Regions from separate parts of the Mus musculus genome. Here region 2 is linked to region 1. The links are chromatin loops, found by intact Hi-C in ENCODE. Cell type or tissue: left cerebral cortex. All regions are shown on one strand. Links, peaks and the distances in the headings refer to the core of each region. The heading gives the core; the rest is flanking DNA.

The links. A loop is a pair of places that touch in the nucleus more often than their neighbours do. Peaks named below come from ENCODE experiments on the same cell type or tissue, not always from the same donor. Only the 100,000 strongest peaks of a DNase experiment are listed, where the experiment ranks them.
Region 2: a loop joins it to region 1, with 9 times the contacts of the local background. A loop is called at or near these places in 1 of 42 quality-filtered maps.

Annotation. Positions count from the first base shown.
Region 1 is chr5:123,900,734-123,911,605 of GRCm38, reverse strand. Denr (density-regulated protein) reads right to left here and starts at 4,331. Exons shown (of 8, transcript NM_026603.4): 1 at 4,240-4,331; 2 at 3,392-3,506. The coding sequence starts at 3,497. In left cerebral cortex, for the core only: CTCF peaks have their summits at 4,338, 4,538 (motif pointing right) and 7,097 (motif pointing right); DNase peaks (open chromatin) are centred at 3,502 and 4,429; H3K4me3 peaks cover 2,118 bases; H3K27ac peaks cover 1,303 bases.
Region 2 is chr5:123,682,208-123,687,207 of GRCm38, reverse strand. It overlaps Clip1 (CAP-GLY domain containing linker protein 1), which reads left to right and starts at 2,847. Exons shown (of 24, transcript NM_019765.5): 1 at 2,847-2,956. In left cerebral cortex, for the core only: a CTCF peak has its summit at 2,199; DNase peaks (open chromatin) are centred at 2,377, 2,696, 3,200, 3,859 and 1 more place; H3K4me3 peaks cover 2,934 bases; H3K27ac peaks cover 3,028 bases.

The DNA.
Region 1 (10,872 bases), core at 2,458-7,457:
TTCCCAGCACCCACATGGTGGCTCACAACCATCTGTTATGGGATCTTCTGGTGTGTCTGAAGACAGTGACAGTGTACTCACCATACATAAAATAAGAAAATCTTCAAAGAAAAAAAGAAAGGAAGGAAGCAAGCAAGCAAACAAGCAAGCAAGCTAGCTAAGAGTAGAGGCAGAGGCAGAAGCAGAGTCAGGAGGAACTCTGACTTCAATGCCAGTCTTGATCTATACAGTGAGTTCCAGGCCACTGGGGGATACAGAGAGACCCAGTCTGAAAAACGTTATATTTAATTAGTATTTTATTCTTAAGTTAACTGTGCCACAGAATTTATATAAATCGTCTTAAGATTTTTTTTTTTTTTTTTTTTTTTTGGTTTTGTTTCTTGTTTTTGAAACTAGGTCTTACTATGTAGCTTTGGCTGGCTTGGAACTTGCTTGTAGACCAGGCCAGCTTGCTTTTGTCTCCTGAATGCTGGGATGAGACATCTGCCACCATGCCGGGCTCATCTGCCTTAATATGTCCTCTTTTCTTCTCATCTTACAAACCTTAAGAAACAGATCTCTAAATCTTACAGAAATCAGGGAACTTGCCTAGGGCCACATACCTAGGAAGTATTTAAGTCAGAAAGCATACTCTGGCCCATCACTTCTCACAATCAATATAACAAAACTCAAATCCATTCTATGTAATTTCTTCCTTTCTACCTCTGCCCCTTTTCTTCCTTTCAGGAGTTTTGAGACAGAGTCTATCTACATAGCCCAGGCTGGCCCGGAACTCTGAGATCTTCCTGCCTAAGCTTCATGAATGCAGGGAGTACAATATGTGTTCCTTTACACCAAATTTAGAGAACGAATGTGGTGGTCATGCGTACCTGCTGAGCCACCCTGATGGCTTCTCTTAGGAAGCCGGCAAACATGTCTTAGCTGTGTTCTTTCCTGTTCCTAAGCACCTCCCACTAGCTCCCTTAAAGCCTGTGCTTACTGTTTCTTGCATCTTCCATGGGAAAACACCTAAGGGGAGATGATGCTGATGCATTGGAGGAGCCAGAGGCTCAGGGGCCCATGCTTGGGAGGCCACTATAACTTCCTCAGAGGCCGTGGCAGAAGTCTCTAGAGTCATGATAGGAGCCAGGGCTGAGGCCACGGGAGTATTTTATTCATGGAGTGAAGACCAAAGGCAAGGAGAGGATCCTCAACAGCAAGCTGAGCCACTTGGTGCTACAGACACGAGAACCAAGCCTCTAGAGATCTCTTCTGCCCACCCTTTAAGGAATCAGAATATTGGCTTTCTCCTGGGGACATCCCTTAAGGATAAGTGCTGAGGCAAAAGCACACTCATACTGCCCAGCAGACCAGATTCAAGGGACTACTCCTGCTCCTGGGGACTACAGCAGTCACACTGGTCTGAAAGTTAAGTGCTCCAAGGGTAGCCATTGCCATCCAAGGAGCTGTTATCTTGGCCAAGATTCCCACCATCCTTACGGAGAGAGGTTACTAAGGGCACAAGAGCTGCACACCCATATGAAGTGGCAGGCTGCTGTAGCCTTGTGCTGCTTCATCTCATTGCCACTAAAAAGGCAATCGGCACCATCTTGGCTCCTATGTCCAGGAAGCTGGTGCCAATGAGAAGCACTGATAATGACCACTGTACTTCAGTCCGGACTATACAGCCACCTCATCAACTTCAAGGCCAGCTTTGATTCTACAGCTACCTGACCTCTGGAAAGAGACCGTGTTCATTCAAATCTCCTTATTAGGAGTTTACAGACTGTCTTGTGAAAACTCAAACCAGAATCTTCAGGCAGAGGACCCAGGATTTAACCATGGCTATCACACAGGTTCTCTACAATAAAGTTAACCAAGCTTGTTTACAAGAAGGGGGGAAAAAAAGAACAAAGGGTGGAGGTTAAAGAGATGGCTCAAGTGCTTAAAGAGGCTTTACATTCTTACAGAAGACCCAGGTTTGATTCCTAGCACCCACTAGGTGGCTCAGTACTGCCTGTAACTTGAGTTTCAAGGGATCCAATGCCCTCTTCTAACCCCTCACAGGTTCCTGCACACACGTGGCACACACATATACACTCAGGTATTTACATAAACCCCCTTTCCCTTGGTGACGGGGGTGGGAGGTGGAGGGAGGTGGAGCCTGTTTCTCACTAAACTCCAACTTCATTTTATTAAAAAGTCTAGCAGGGCCAAGCAGTGGTGGCGCACGCCTTTAATCCCAGCACTTGGGAGGCAGAGACAGGTGGATCTCTGAGTTTGAGGCCAGCCGGGTCTACAGAAGGAGTTCCAGGATAGCCAGGGCAGCATAAAAAGGTTTTGTCTGGAGATGCTTTAGTCTTATTCAATGAAGGACTTGCCACGCAAGGCTAAAGACTGAGTCAGGATCCCCAGCAACCTCAGTATCCATGTAAAACCTGGGGAGGCCGAGCCACAGGCCCTCAGTCCCGACCCTGGGGAGGCCAAGAATCCATAGTGCCTGTTAGCCTGCTGGTCCAGCTCATTAGTGCGTGCCAGATGCAGTGAGAGACCTCTCCCAAGAACTGACACACCGGAGTGAGTCAGGGAGTCATCCAACACTAACCTCTGCTATCACATGCACACACAAACACATACACACACAAAACCCCATCATATTATTCAAGCCGGACTTTCCCCAGACTGTCGGACTACACATCACTCCGACCTCATCTTCTCCGTCTACTCCTTAACCAACACCCTCCCTGTGCTGTAAGAATTTAACATTGCTCAAGGAGCATATGGGGCACCTGATGCCAAGCCTGAGGGCCACGGGATCCACACAGTGTACAGAACCAAGGCCCACGCGAGGTCCTCGACAGCCACACATGGATGTGGCATGAGTACACACAAGCACAAATGAAATTAAGATGTAGTGGGGGAGAATAAACCCACTCAAGATTCTAGTCAGACATCAAGCTCCCCCCAGACCCCTCCTCACTCCAGTACTGGGACTGAATGTAGAGGCTTTGAACTGTCTGGACAAGTGCTGTGCCACCAAGCAACAGCTCCAGGCCCTGCTTCATTTCCTTTAGGATTCTGTACCTTAGCTCTTCCATCCTTCACTATCCCCAAGGCTCCTTAGCTTCCAACAAGCTTTCCTTACAAAGGAACACCAGTCAGGCTGGGATCAGGCTCCTGGTATCTCTCTACTTCAATTGGCCAGGAAACTCCTCCAGGCCAGGACGCAAGACCCAAGTGACCCTGGAAAAGAAGGAGTCATCTACCAACCCATGGGTCCTCACTAGGCTCCCCCCCTCTTCAACTAAGAATCCACCCAACAACCAAGACAGTTGGGGGAGCGAACACGACCAAATGTGAAACTATCAATATCAGGTATAAAAACCAGCGAGCCAGTCGTTCCAACACTTACCTCCACAATAAAGGACTCGAAGAGGGTAATCCGCATCTAACTTGGCACTGTTCTTCGTATCGCCTTTGCAATCCGCCCCGCTGGATTCAGAAATGTCAGTAGCCATCTCACAAACCTGGAAACAAGAATGACACACACGACTTCACTATCTGAGAAGCTCGACCCCCGCCCCCCAAATAAGCAGCCTTGGGGGTGGGGTGCAGTCTTAGCTTCCACTGTGTATCCCCCAAACACCAAAGCTGTTTTGAGTCTATTAAAAGAAGGACACGAAGTCTCATTAGAGTCACTGATGATCAACTGGAGCCTCATCTACCTGCATCCACGGGTTTACAGGGAAGCGAGAATTAAATGGGGCCATGAAGGCTGTGTTGGGGCAGGGGCAAAAAGGGACACCAGAGGAAAAGAGGAAGCAGTAAGGGGGACAGAGTTGGGCTGGTGGCTTCAACAGAGACGGGGCAGGTCTGAGGTTGCTATGGGAGGGATGCAGCCTGCAGTTAAAAGGCTATGGACACCTTGGCACGACAGGGACGAAGTCACTCGAGGTGCCCAGAATGCAAGGTGCGGCGACAGCAAAATCCCGAAAAGAGACCAAGCCAGGGACAAGGACGGCAATGCCACAGCCTGGGGAGGGGAAATCGGGCCAGGCCTGGGGAAAAGGACAGGTAGCCCGCTGGAAGGCTGGGCTAAGGGGGACATCCCGGGGACTCCACAGGAGGCCCCCATGTGGGCGGGCGTGGAGACGCCCGGCCCGGCCCCCTTCCTGCTTTAGGCAGCGCCTGGGCCGCCTCGGCAGCGCCGCCAGCTCCCGGGGAGGCCGCCGCAGCAGCGCGAATGAGAGCGCTCATTACCCAGCCGGTCGCACGGCCCCCGCCGCCTCCGCTCCCGCCAGCTGAAGCGACACATGCAACTCCTCTTCCCGGCCACGGCTGCCCCGAAATTCGCTGCTGGGGCGCGCTCGCGCGAGACAATGAGCCTTTATCGCGATATCCCCGGCCAGCCGCTAGGAGGATGTCGCGAGACGCCACCGTGCCGGGGTGGGCGGGGCCCAAAAAGGGAGGAGCATGCGCCCATGCGTGGAGCCCGGGGGAAGGGGTGTGGGGTGGGGAAACGGGACCGAGTTGCGTAGAGGCGGCCGGACGGTAGGGGGCGCTGGCTATCCATTGGCAAAGGGGGAGCCAGCGGCTCAGGCTGTCCCTGCGCAGTGGGGCGTGGACTGGACTGGCGCAGAGGTTCTTGAGTCACAGGTGACTCTCTATTAATGATGTGGGCAGCCTTGCCCCAGTGTCTGGGCTACATCCTAGTGTCCCGACTAACCACTAACTAGCCTGATGCATAAGTCACCCCACGGCGTAGAGATGGTGGCTGAATGAGACATAGGGTTTTATTTCATTCCGATTCCCTAAATAGGAATTACTCGTGCAAAGGTCATATTAATTACTGTTTGAATTTATTTCATCAGGCTGACGACTGTTCCCATATGCTCCTTTTTGCATATTTCACCTTCTACGTGTTCTATAACGGGGATTTTCCCATCCGGTCTCAGGATTTCTGGTTTTAACCACACGGGTCCTTGTCTAAATTTTGCTTCCTTGTTTTTAGTTTGGGGAAATCCCTTCATCTGCATACTCAGCCCAAGTCCCACTTGTGAAACAGGAATAGCACTGGGACACTTTCGGAGCTCAGAAAGGGCCTGGTAGAAAGACCATTGCGTTTTTGCTTTTAACATCACCTTCATGAACTAAGCTACCCAAATATGGCCCCCCTCCCGGAACTTTCCTTTGGTGCCGGGAATTGAACCCAGGGTTTTGTGAATGCTACAGAAGAGCTCTGCCTTGAGTTACAGGCCCAGCCCTAATCCCAACACTTGGGAGACAGAGGCAGGCCAATGTCTGAGTTTTAGGCCAACCTAGTCTACAAAGTTCAAAGCTGTTGGCCTGTAAGCGTAGGGCATTTGTGTTGAACGTACAAGGCTCTGGGTTTAATCTACAGACTGGAAAAAAAAACCCCACACAGCAAAGATGTACATTTCGCTAAGCATGGTGGGTGATATGCACCTTTAATCCCAACACTCAGGAGGCAGAGGCAGGTGGATTTCTAAGTTTGAGGCCAGCCTGATCTACAGAGCAAGTTCCAGGATAGCCAGAGCTACACAGAGAAACCCTGAAACCCTGTATATATGTGTGTGGGTGTGTGGATGAGTGTTCGTGTGTGTGTGTGTGTGTGTGTGTGTGTGGTGTGTGTGTGTGTGTATGTGTGTGTGGGTGTGGTGTGTGTGTGTGTGTGTGTATGTGGTGTGTGTGTGTATGTGGTGTGTGTGGGTGTGTGTGTGGGTGTGGGTGTGTATGTGTGTGGTGTGTGTGTGTGTGTGTGTGTGTGCATTATATGCCTGTAGTTTCAGCACTTAGACAGCTGAAACAGAAGGATTGCTGAGTTTAAGGTCACCCAAGGCTACACAGTAAGACTTATGTTTAAAAAACAAACAAAAAACCAGAAAGAAAAAGAAAAAGCACACCATGATACAGAGCTTGGAGCATGGCCCAGTTGGTAAGCACGAAGACCTGAATTAGATTGCTAGGATCTATGTCCAAAGCCAGGCATGGAGACCATTGAGATGGCTTAGTGAGCAGAGGACCAGCCCCACGACCTAGCAGCCTGAGAGTTCGGCTCTCAGAACGCAGATGAAGGTAGGAGGAGAGACAACTCCACAGAGTTGTCCTCTGACCTCCACATGTCTGCCATGGCCCTCCCAACCATATAAAAATACAATAAACAAGACAAACAAACAAATATTCGGAGCCAGATGTGGTGTGCGTGTTTACAATCCCTGTGCTGCTGCGGAACTGGAGATCCGCGGGGTTCACTGAACAGCTGGCCTATGCTAACTGTCGAGATCCAGGCTAATAAATAGATCTTGTGTGTGTCAAAGGCGTGACATTCAATGCGGCCCCCTGCCTGTGCACACACATGTATGCACAGGCACACACACCACATACACACACACACACACACACGCATCCACACACAAACACATACACGCATCCACACACACCACATACAACACACACACACATCCACACACCACACTACATATACACACACATATGAATATACATCTACTCATTAAAATAAAACATCAAAGTGCATAGCAATGAATTGTTAACATCAGTCAGTTTACTTGTTAACATTTTTTGTTTGTTTGTTTGTTTGTTTGTTTCAAGACAGGGTTTCTATGTATAGCCCTGGCTGTCCTGGAACTCACTTTGTAGACCAGGCTGGCCTCGAACTCAGAAATCCACCTGCCTCTGCCTCCCAAGTGCTGGGATTAAAGGCGTGCGCCACCACTGCCCCGCACTTGTTAACATTTTTTAAAATTTGTTTTATTTCATGGTGTTTTGCCTGCATGTATGTCTGTATGAGGGTGTCAGATCCCCTGGAACTGGAATCACAGACAGGTGTGAGCTGCCATGTGGGTGCTGGGAATTGAACCCAGGTCCTCTGGAAGAATAGCCAGTGCTCTTAACTGCTGAGCCATCTCCTCAGCCCACTTGGTAGCATTGTAATGGTATCTAAGATAGTTGTGCATGTGACAATTGGTGGCTGTTAGATACAGATGCTATGACATGGAGTACCTGTCTGGTGCTAGGTGCCCAAGATGCCAACGTCGTCAAGCTTTTATTTCTCACCTTTTCCTCCTGCGCTTTGCCCAGAAGAGGGTGCTGTACAAACTGCTGTGCCAGCTTCCTGTTCCCTACTTTCTAGGTCTGTGTTCAGCCAATGAGAGGCCACCATAGAAGCAGCCTTCTTTTACCCTGAGCAACATATCTGGCAGTAACTGCTGAGTCGTGTGTCCCCTCAACTCTTCTCCCCCCATCCCCCTTCTTCACTCTCAGGGGGGGATTCCACTGCCAGGAATTCTGTGATGCCCCACCCATTCTGAGATTAGCCTCTAGTCTAAGGCCGCGTGACCACGCCCACTCACCAGTTTCATCCCACATGAAACCAGTTTGCAGAATGCAAACCTCCTTTGCGTGCTTACACAGTGGTTTTGGTTTTCAGCTGGACGCTTGGCACTAGAACTCAAATTTGTATTTTATATCATGAGCTCTTAGGTACGGTAAGTGCCACTGAGCAACTGGGAGAATCTTTCTCCGAGACCTGAGGTCTTCCTCTCAAGCACCGCCCTAGTCAGGGGTCTGAGGATGTACTTTAGTTGGCACAATCCTTGCCTAGCAGGCCGAAAGCCCTGGGGTTCAAATCCCAGCACTGTATAAGCCAGGTGCATCAGTATGCCCTGTGCTTTCAGCAGCTGAGAGACGGGAAGCAAGAGGGTCAGAAGTTCAAGGCTGGGCTAGAGAGCACTTAAGAGTTCTTGGTTCTCTTCCTGAAGACTAGATTTCCATTGTTAACACTCATGCTAACACGTAGTCATCTACTATGGCATCCTTGTGCTCATATATGCTTTAAAAAAAAGTATTAACTAGCCTGGTCCTGGTAGTGCATGCCTTTAATCCCAGCACTCGAGGCAGAGGCAGAGGCAGAGGCAGAGGCAGAGGCAGAGGCAGAGGCAGAGGCAGAGGCAGAGGCAGAGGCAGAGGCAGAGGCAGAGGCAGAGGCAGAGGCAGAGGCAGAGGCAGAGGCAGAGGCAGAGGCAGAGGCAGAGGCAGAAGAGGCAGAGGCAGAGGCAGAAGAGGCAGAGGCAGAGGCAGAGGAGGCAGAGGCAGAGGCAGAGGCAGAGGCAGAGGCAGAGGCAGAGGCAGAGGCAGAGGCAGAGGCAGAGGCAGAGGCAGAGGCAGAGGCAGAGGCAGAGGCAGAGGCAGAGGCAGAGGCAGAGGCAGAGGCAGAGGCAGAGGCAGAGGCAGAGGCAGGCAGATCTCTGTGAGTTTAAGGCCAGCCTGGTCTACATCATGAGTACGGGGATAGCCAGGGCTACTTAGTGACACCCTGTTGCAGAAGAAGAAGAAGAAGAAGAAGAAGAAGAAGAAGAAGAAGAAGAAGAAGAAGAAGAAGAAGAAGAAGAAGAAGAAGAAGAAGAAGAAGAAACCCCTGACTGATCTGGTCCTAGCATTCTCTTCCTTGCCACCCCCATCTTGTGCTGTTTTTGGTGTTTCACAATTGCTTAATACTGATGCTAGCAGAACTGGCTCCTGTCCACAGATATGCAAACGAGTCTCAGTTGGAAAATCTGGGTTTGATCCTCTGTGTAGCTTCTCACTTCTATTGAAACTCATCTTAATCTTTCTGATGGCCTGTGTACATAGGGTTATAAATATAGTTGTGTGTATATGTGCACACATGTATACACACTCAGACACACACATATTGGTTTTCTTGTTTTTTGTTTGTACTTTGGTGTATTTTGTATTTTTATTTGTTGATTTTCTTTAAGAACATATATATACATATGTGTATATATGTATATTTATACACACACACATTATATATATTTATTTTATTTATTTATTTTTTTTTTTGTTTTTTTGAAATAGGGTTTCTCTGTATAGCTCAGGCTGTCCTGGAACTCACTCTGTAGACCAGGCTGGCCTTGAACTCAGAAATCCACCTGCCTCTGCCTCCCAAGTGTGGGACTAAAGGTGTGCGCCACCATGCCCGGCTTTTTAAAAATTTTTTCGATATATATATATTTTTTAAAGATTTATTTATTTTATTTATGTGAGTACACTGTTGCTGTCTTCAGATACACCAGAAGAGGGGGGGGTGGATTCCATTATAGAAGGTTGTGAGCCACCATGTGGTTGCTGGGAATTGAACTCAGGACCTCTGGAAGAACAGTCAGTGCTCTTAACTGCTGAGCCAATCTCTCCAGCCCAAGAATATATTTTTAAATGGGAATTCACCTTACCCCAGCACCTCTCAAATTTTATAAATTTTATATTTGTTTTCTCTCTTTCTCTCTCTCTCAAACAAATCAAAACCACAAAACAAAACATCAGATAGTGTTGGGGTTTGGTCTTGTTGTCTAGTGTAGTGCTAAGTGTGAACCTGCAAGAACAGGAGTCTGCATGTGACCCAAGTGACCCTGCACATAGATCCTATGTGACCCTGCACATAGATCTATGTGACCCTGCCTTCAAATTATTTCTGATTGGTAAGTAAAGATGCCAACAGCCAATAGTTGGGCTGAAGAAATTATAGGTGGGGTTTAGAATTCCCAGCTTGGGGTCAGAGGAGAACCCCTGAGGTGAGGAGAAGGGGAAGGAAGGAAGGAGAAGCTGCCATAGGTTAGCTGAGCCATATGAATGTGGCCCTGAGGGCTAACCAATTGGAGTTAAGAGCAGCCCAGATGAACCACTGTAAGCAATAACTCAAGGTTACCGATAGGAAAGTAGATTCTAATAGCATACAAGATAGATACCTGCCCAGCTCTTGTGCTGTTTAAGGCTTATTGTAAATATAAAGGGTGCGTGTGTCTTTTATCTGGGAACTGAATGATCATGGGCGGGGTAGAAACCCTGGTTTGGGATTAATAATTTCAACAATACTGAAGGAAACTGATGTTCCTCTCTCTGCCACAATTAAATGCCAAGAGCTCCTTACCTGGGGGTGGGACTGGTGCCTGCCTCCCTTCCTCTTTTTTTAAATTTTGCCTGGCTTGAGCATGTCCAGGTCTTGGGCACTGTCACACTCTATGTTAGTTTATGTGTGCATCTGCCCTGTTGTAGCTATAGTGCTATTTCCTGGAAGCTAACTGTTACCCCTGGTTCTTGCAACTCTTTCAGTGGCGTCTTGCACCTAGATCCCTCAGCCTTGGGCAGAGGGAACGTGACGAATCAGCCCACTTAGGACTGAGCATTCTGAGGGCTCTTGTTTTCTGCATTCTCCAGTGTGGGTCTACTGAAAGAAGTGCCTTCTCTGATGTGACCCATGTGTATAGAACCAAGTCATTAGGCGTCATTTAATTGTTAAGTTCATTTAGCAGGATAACAGTAGTTGATTTCTGTTGTGTTTATTAAAAGATAAGGAGAGCCGGGCAGTGGTGGCGCTTGCCTTTAATCCCAGCACTCAGGAGGCAGAGGCAGGTGGATTTCTAAGTTCAAGGCCAGCCTGGTCTACAGAGTGAGTTCCAGGACAGCCAGGGCTACACAGAGAAACCCTGTCTCAAGAGAGAGAGAGAGAGAGAGAGAGAGAGAGAGAGAGAGTCTATGTTTTGTGATGTGGGGAAGGGGGTGCCTCTGTGGGCCCGTGCTGAGGCATCCCTTCCTGATGGACCAGCCACATGATGGTATAGAATAAATTATTCAGGGCATGGGGAGGGAAATTGAAAGGGTAGTAGAGACAGAGAAAGGCAGAGTGGGGGTGAGAGAGAAAGAGAGAGAGAGAAGAGGAATAGAGTAGAGGCCGGCCATGAGCACGTGGAGAGGGAGGGGGGTTGGGAGAGATGGGGGAAGGAACGAGATGACAGAGTGAGAGCAAGAAGGCAAGAGAGCAAGAGAGAGTGGAGGGGGCAAGCAGTCCCTTTTATA
Region 2 (5,000 bases), core at 1-5,000, 220 kb after region 1:
TTCACCTTCAAAGGGATGGATTTACAGACACTTGCCCTCACAAACAGTTTACCAAGATGTTTGTTTGCTTGGTTTTTGTTTTTGTTTTATATATTTTACACACACACACACACCATATGTGTGTGTGTATATACATATATATATATAATTTTTTTTGAGACAGGGTTTTTCTGTGTAGTTCTGGCTGTCCTGGAACTCCATCTGTAGTTGAGGCTGGCCCTGTCTCTGGCTCCTGAGTGCTGGGATTAAAGGCGTGTACTATCACTTACCACCAGGCACACCCTGGCAGTTGTATAGCATTTAAAAAAAATGTTATGTTCATTGCTGTTTTGCCTGCATGTATGTGTGTATGAGGGTATCAGAACTCTGGAACTGGAGTTACAGAGAGGTGTGAGCTACCATGTGGGTATTGGGAATTGAACTTGGGTAGTCTGGAAAAGCAGCCAGTGCTCTTAATCTCTGAGCCATTTCTCTAGCCCTGCAACACATGTTTTAATTTCTCTTGGGACTATACCTCTGAGTATAAATGCTGGATCACATGGGAACTCTGTTTAACATTTTGAGGAACTGTACTGTGAATATACTAAGTGTTAAAAACATGTATATTTACTTAGCTGTTATGTGACAGGGTCTCTTGCTGGTGTAGAACTCACGAGGTAGACCTATGTGGATCTCAGAGATCCACTTGCCTCTGACTTCCCAGTGCTGTGATGCTGGGCTAACACTCTCAGTCTGTTCCCGATTTTTGACTATATCAAATACTTCTGCTGTAAACAAACAAACAAACAAACAAACAACCCACTTCTGCTGTGAATGCTGTGAACATGTGTCCCCATGTACTTCACTGTGTTGGATGTTGTGGAAGGAGGTCTCAACTTTTTGTGTGTGTGCACTCAAAAAGATATTCATTGATCAGAACTACTGCATCAAGCACCAATTTCACAGATATCCTGCCTTACTGGATTTTTAAAAAGGCACAGGATCTTAGATATGTGATGGCAACCTTATAAGTGACTTTGGTCACCCTCCACATTGTAAAGCCGTCTGTACTCAGAGCCCTAGTCTATTGAGAAGGCCTGGAGTGTAGTTTGCAGGATGGTGCCTACTGCTGTTCTTGGTTAGCTGAATGGAGCTTTTGTGGTCATTGGCTGGTTCTCTTTGAGAGCTCATCCTGGGATTCTAAACAGCAGTTTGTCATTCTCTCATCATTTCCACTTTTTTTTTCTTGGTTTTTCAGGACAGTGTTTCTCTGTGTAGGCCTGGGTGTCCTGGAATTCGTTCTGGAGACCAGGCTGGTCTTATATTCAGAGCTCTCTCTGCTTCTGCCTCCTGAGTGCTGGGATTAAAGGCGTGTGCTGCTGCCACCCCAATACATTTTTACTCATCGCCAGGATATAGCCCTGGATGGTATGTAGAGCAGGCTAGGTTAACCTCAAGAGATTCAGCTGCCTCCCACTCCTGAAGGCTAGTATTGTCAGTGTGCACACCAATAGGCCTGGCTGCTATTATTATTATTATTATTATTATTAAATATTTTATTTATTTGTTATTATAAATTTTATGACAGGGTTCTATGTATACTCTGTGTAGCTCTGGCTGTCCTGGAACTCAGGAGGCAGAGGCAGGCAAATCTCTGTGTTTGAGGCCAGCCTGGTCTACAAAGAGAGTTCCAGGACAGCCAAGGCTATTACACACAGAAACCATCTGGAATAACCAAGAGAGGAAAAACAGAGTTGAATTGTACTCAGATCAGCGGGTAAGTATTGCTTGCCTAAGTAGGAATGAATTCTGGGTTCCCAGGGTACTCTCACCTCTTGACCTTGGAGCTCACATATCAGGCTCAGGTGGAATAATAGATTATTTTTGTGTGTGTGTGATTTAAGGCTTAAATGGACAGGAGGGTCTGCAGATGAAATTTACTTTGTGCATTTCCAGTGGAGTTCCCTTCTTGGGCTCTCTGAGGTGCCTGTTTGCCCAGACACAATGGTGTTTTAAATAAAGGTCAAGAAGGGAGGTCGCCCTTCAGAATATTTCCTCCTTGGCCCCTTCTCCATCAATACTGAGTCACTGCAGAAACCTGGGCTTCCAACAGCTGCAGATTTCTGCCGGGAGCTGCAAAACTTCTGGGGTTGCCATGGTCCATGGGAGCGAAATGCTGGCCGCCCTCTGCTAGCGCAGCCCTGAGCCGGCTGTTGCAGCGTCCTCTCCAGTCCCTTTCAAAAGCTTGACAAGGGGATCCCTGCTTGGGGAGGAGCCCGAACGGGACATTAACCTGGGCTTCTGTCCAAACGACTGGGGCGAATAAAAGACGCTTTTCTTAAACTAACTGGGCTGCAGCCCTGGGCTCATCTCAAAGGATTTTTTTTTTTTAACCCCTCAGTGATTTCCTGGAGAGCAGAGACCGTTCATCCCAAGCTGAGCTTGCCTATGGGCATCTCCCTTCCAACTTGGGGCAACGGATTTATCACCCTGCTCTAGGCGGGAAAGGGAGGTCAATGAAATCAATCAGCTCCCCCACTCTCCAACCGCACCCCATCCCATCCCCAAACGGCAGGCTGCGGTTGGTCCAGTCTACGGGTAGCCATCCGGGGTGACTTGCATATTCTGGGCACACTTGGCTAGGAAACAGGGAGAAGCCTGAAATGCCAAGGCACCCGCGTCTGCAGGCCCTTCGGTCCGTCCCCCGGCATCTTGCTCCTTATCGTGGAGGATTTAGGGGCTCGCAAGGGGAGCAGGCAGACAAAGGGGCGGCAGGGGAGCTCGCGGGCGGCAGCGGCCCGGGCACGGGGAGGGGCGGCGCGGCGTCTTCTCCCGGCCCCGCGGCGGCGGCGGCAGCGCGTCACGTTCTCTTCCCCGCCCCGAGCCGAAGAGCCGGGGAGGCGGGAGGCGGCGGCCGCGGCGGCTGCTGCTGCTGCTGCTGGGAGGCAGGTGACGGCGACCAGCGGCGTCCCAGGCGGTGAGCGAAGCGCGGGCCCCATCTCCATCTCTCCTTCCTCGCCGTCCCACCCGTTCTCCCTCCGCTCCTTCCCGCCGCCCGGGGATCCGGGAGGGAAACGCCGGGAGGGAAGGCTCGTCTCAAGCTCCCGCCACGCACCGGGACGGCGGCCGAGGAGCCGCGGACGCACCCGGGAGGGTGGCGGGCGCGGGGAGAGCGTGGCTGCGGGGAAGGCTGGCTGCGTGCGAGCCGCGCGCGTCCGGGCCCTGGCAGCCGCGGCCCGGGGCCTTGCCTGCCTTCCTCCCGCCGCCTCAAGATGGAGCGTGGACTCCTTGTCCCTGCGCCGCCTCGGGAGCCGTTCTCGGAGGAGCCCGCGTCCTCTTCCCCAGCTCTTGGAGGGGGAGGTTCCGGGGACGGCTCCGTCGCTCCCAGAGGCCGCGGGTCCGGTTCGACCTGTTGCCCTGGACGCCTCCCGCCGCTCGCCATCTGGGCGAGCTTTCCTCGGGCAGGCCCGGGACGCCGGGTGGCCGGCCGCGAGCCGGCATGGAGGGCGCCCTTGCCCCGTGGCGCTCGGGCTCAGCCCGGCCCGGCTCGGGCCCCGGTTCCCGGTCCCTGGCTGTTCGGCCCCGGGCTTTTGTTTTCCTTCAGACCCCTGGAGCGTGATTCTCTGTGAAGGTAGAAGGGCGAAACAGGGTGCCAGATCTCTGAAATCACCGCTGCCCGGTAACCCGAACCTGCCAGCGCGGTCGGGGGTTGGCGCGGAAGACAGATGACACTTGTTCGGGGTTGGGGGTGGGGATGGGGTGACTATTTTAAAAGCAGAGAGCCTTGTGGTTTGTCTCGAACCTGGAGGTGTTGCGTTATTGGGGAGAGAACAACAGAATATCGGATTAATTTATTTAATTTTTATTTATTTTTATTTTTTTCTGAGTCTGGAGTCCTGCCCTGACATCCCGTAGTCTCTCCGCTTCATGTGGCTTTTCCCATCTGGCAGAAACCGCACACCACCCCCTTCCTCCCTGCCCAGCCCCACCTCTCTGGTATGAAGAAATGACTCGTTAAGTCTGGAATCCACGTGCATACCCATTTTTTAGCAAAAACTTGCCAACTACTGTTTCTATTTATTTACTTATTTATTTATTAAGACAGTGGATATGTTTCTGTCATTTCCTTGGTTTTTTTTTTGTTTTTGTTTTTGTTTTTTTTCATTTTGGTGTGAGTCGGCAGTCTAGCCTCTTCTAGGCCCAGGACTGTGTCTGTCTGTCTGCTTGGGGCTCTGTTAGTATTTATGCGGTGGTGCTTTGGTGATTCTCATGCTAGGATTTTATGATTATTATTCCTAATTGTGGCTCCCAGTTAGGAGAGCCGCGTTTGGCTTCTAGGCGTAATGATGCTCTTTTGCAAGTATCCTCAGGACTGTTGCTCCTCAGCCTTGGGGCATTTCTTCCTCTTGAAATAATAACAATTAGGGTTTATGGAGGGCTCCTTCTGACCGTGCTCTGGGCAAGTGCAGAGTTTTGTTTTTGTTTTTATCTCATGTAATCCATCCAACCTAGGGAGGTTGCTGTCATCGTCATTTTACAGGGAGGGCACTGAAAGGTCAGAGTCACAGCCAATACGAGATGTTGTCAAGAACTGTACCTCAGTCTGCTAAGTTAGTTTGTTAGGGCAGTGAATCAATGGTAAAAGGCAAGGCTGGACGTTATGAAAGCCAAGGAAGTGGGTGATTGCTCAGCTGAGAGCCTGGGACTCTTGCTGAGGTTCAGAGGAAGTGGTTAGGCTTCCTCCTAGGCCTGGATTAGAGAGGTAAACATTGAACCTGGGTGGGAACTTTGGTAGTATCTCTGAACATGAGGATTTTGCTATTCTCAGCTCTTTCAGTCATTGCTGAGCACGAAAATAAGCCAACCTGGTTCTTGTCTTTAAGAAATTTAATACATTCTAAAAACTAGTATTTTTAATTTTTCTTTTAGTTTTGGTTTTTCAAGACTGGGTCTCTTTGTGTGGCTTTTATTGTCCTGGAATTTACTCTGTACACCAGGCTGGCCTTGAACTCACAGAAACC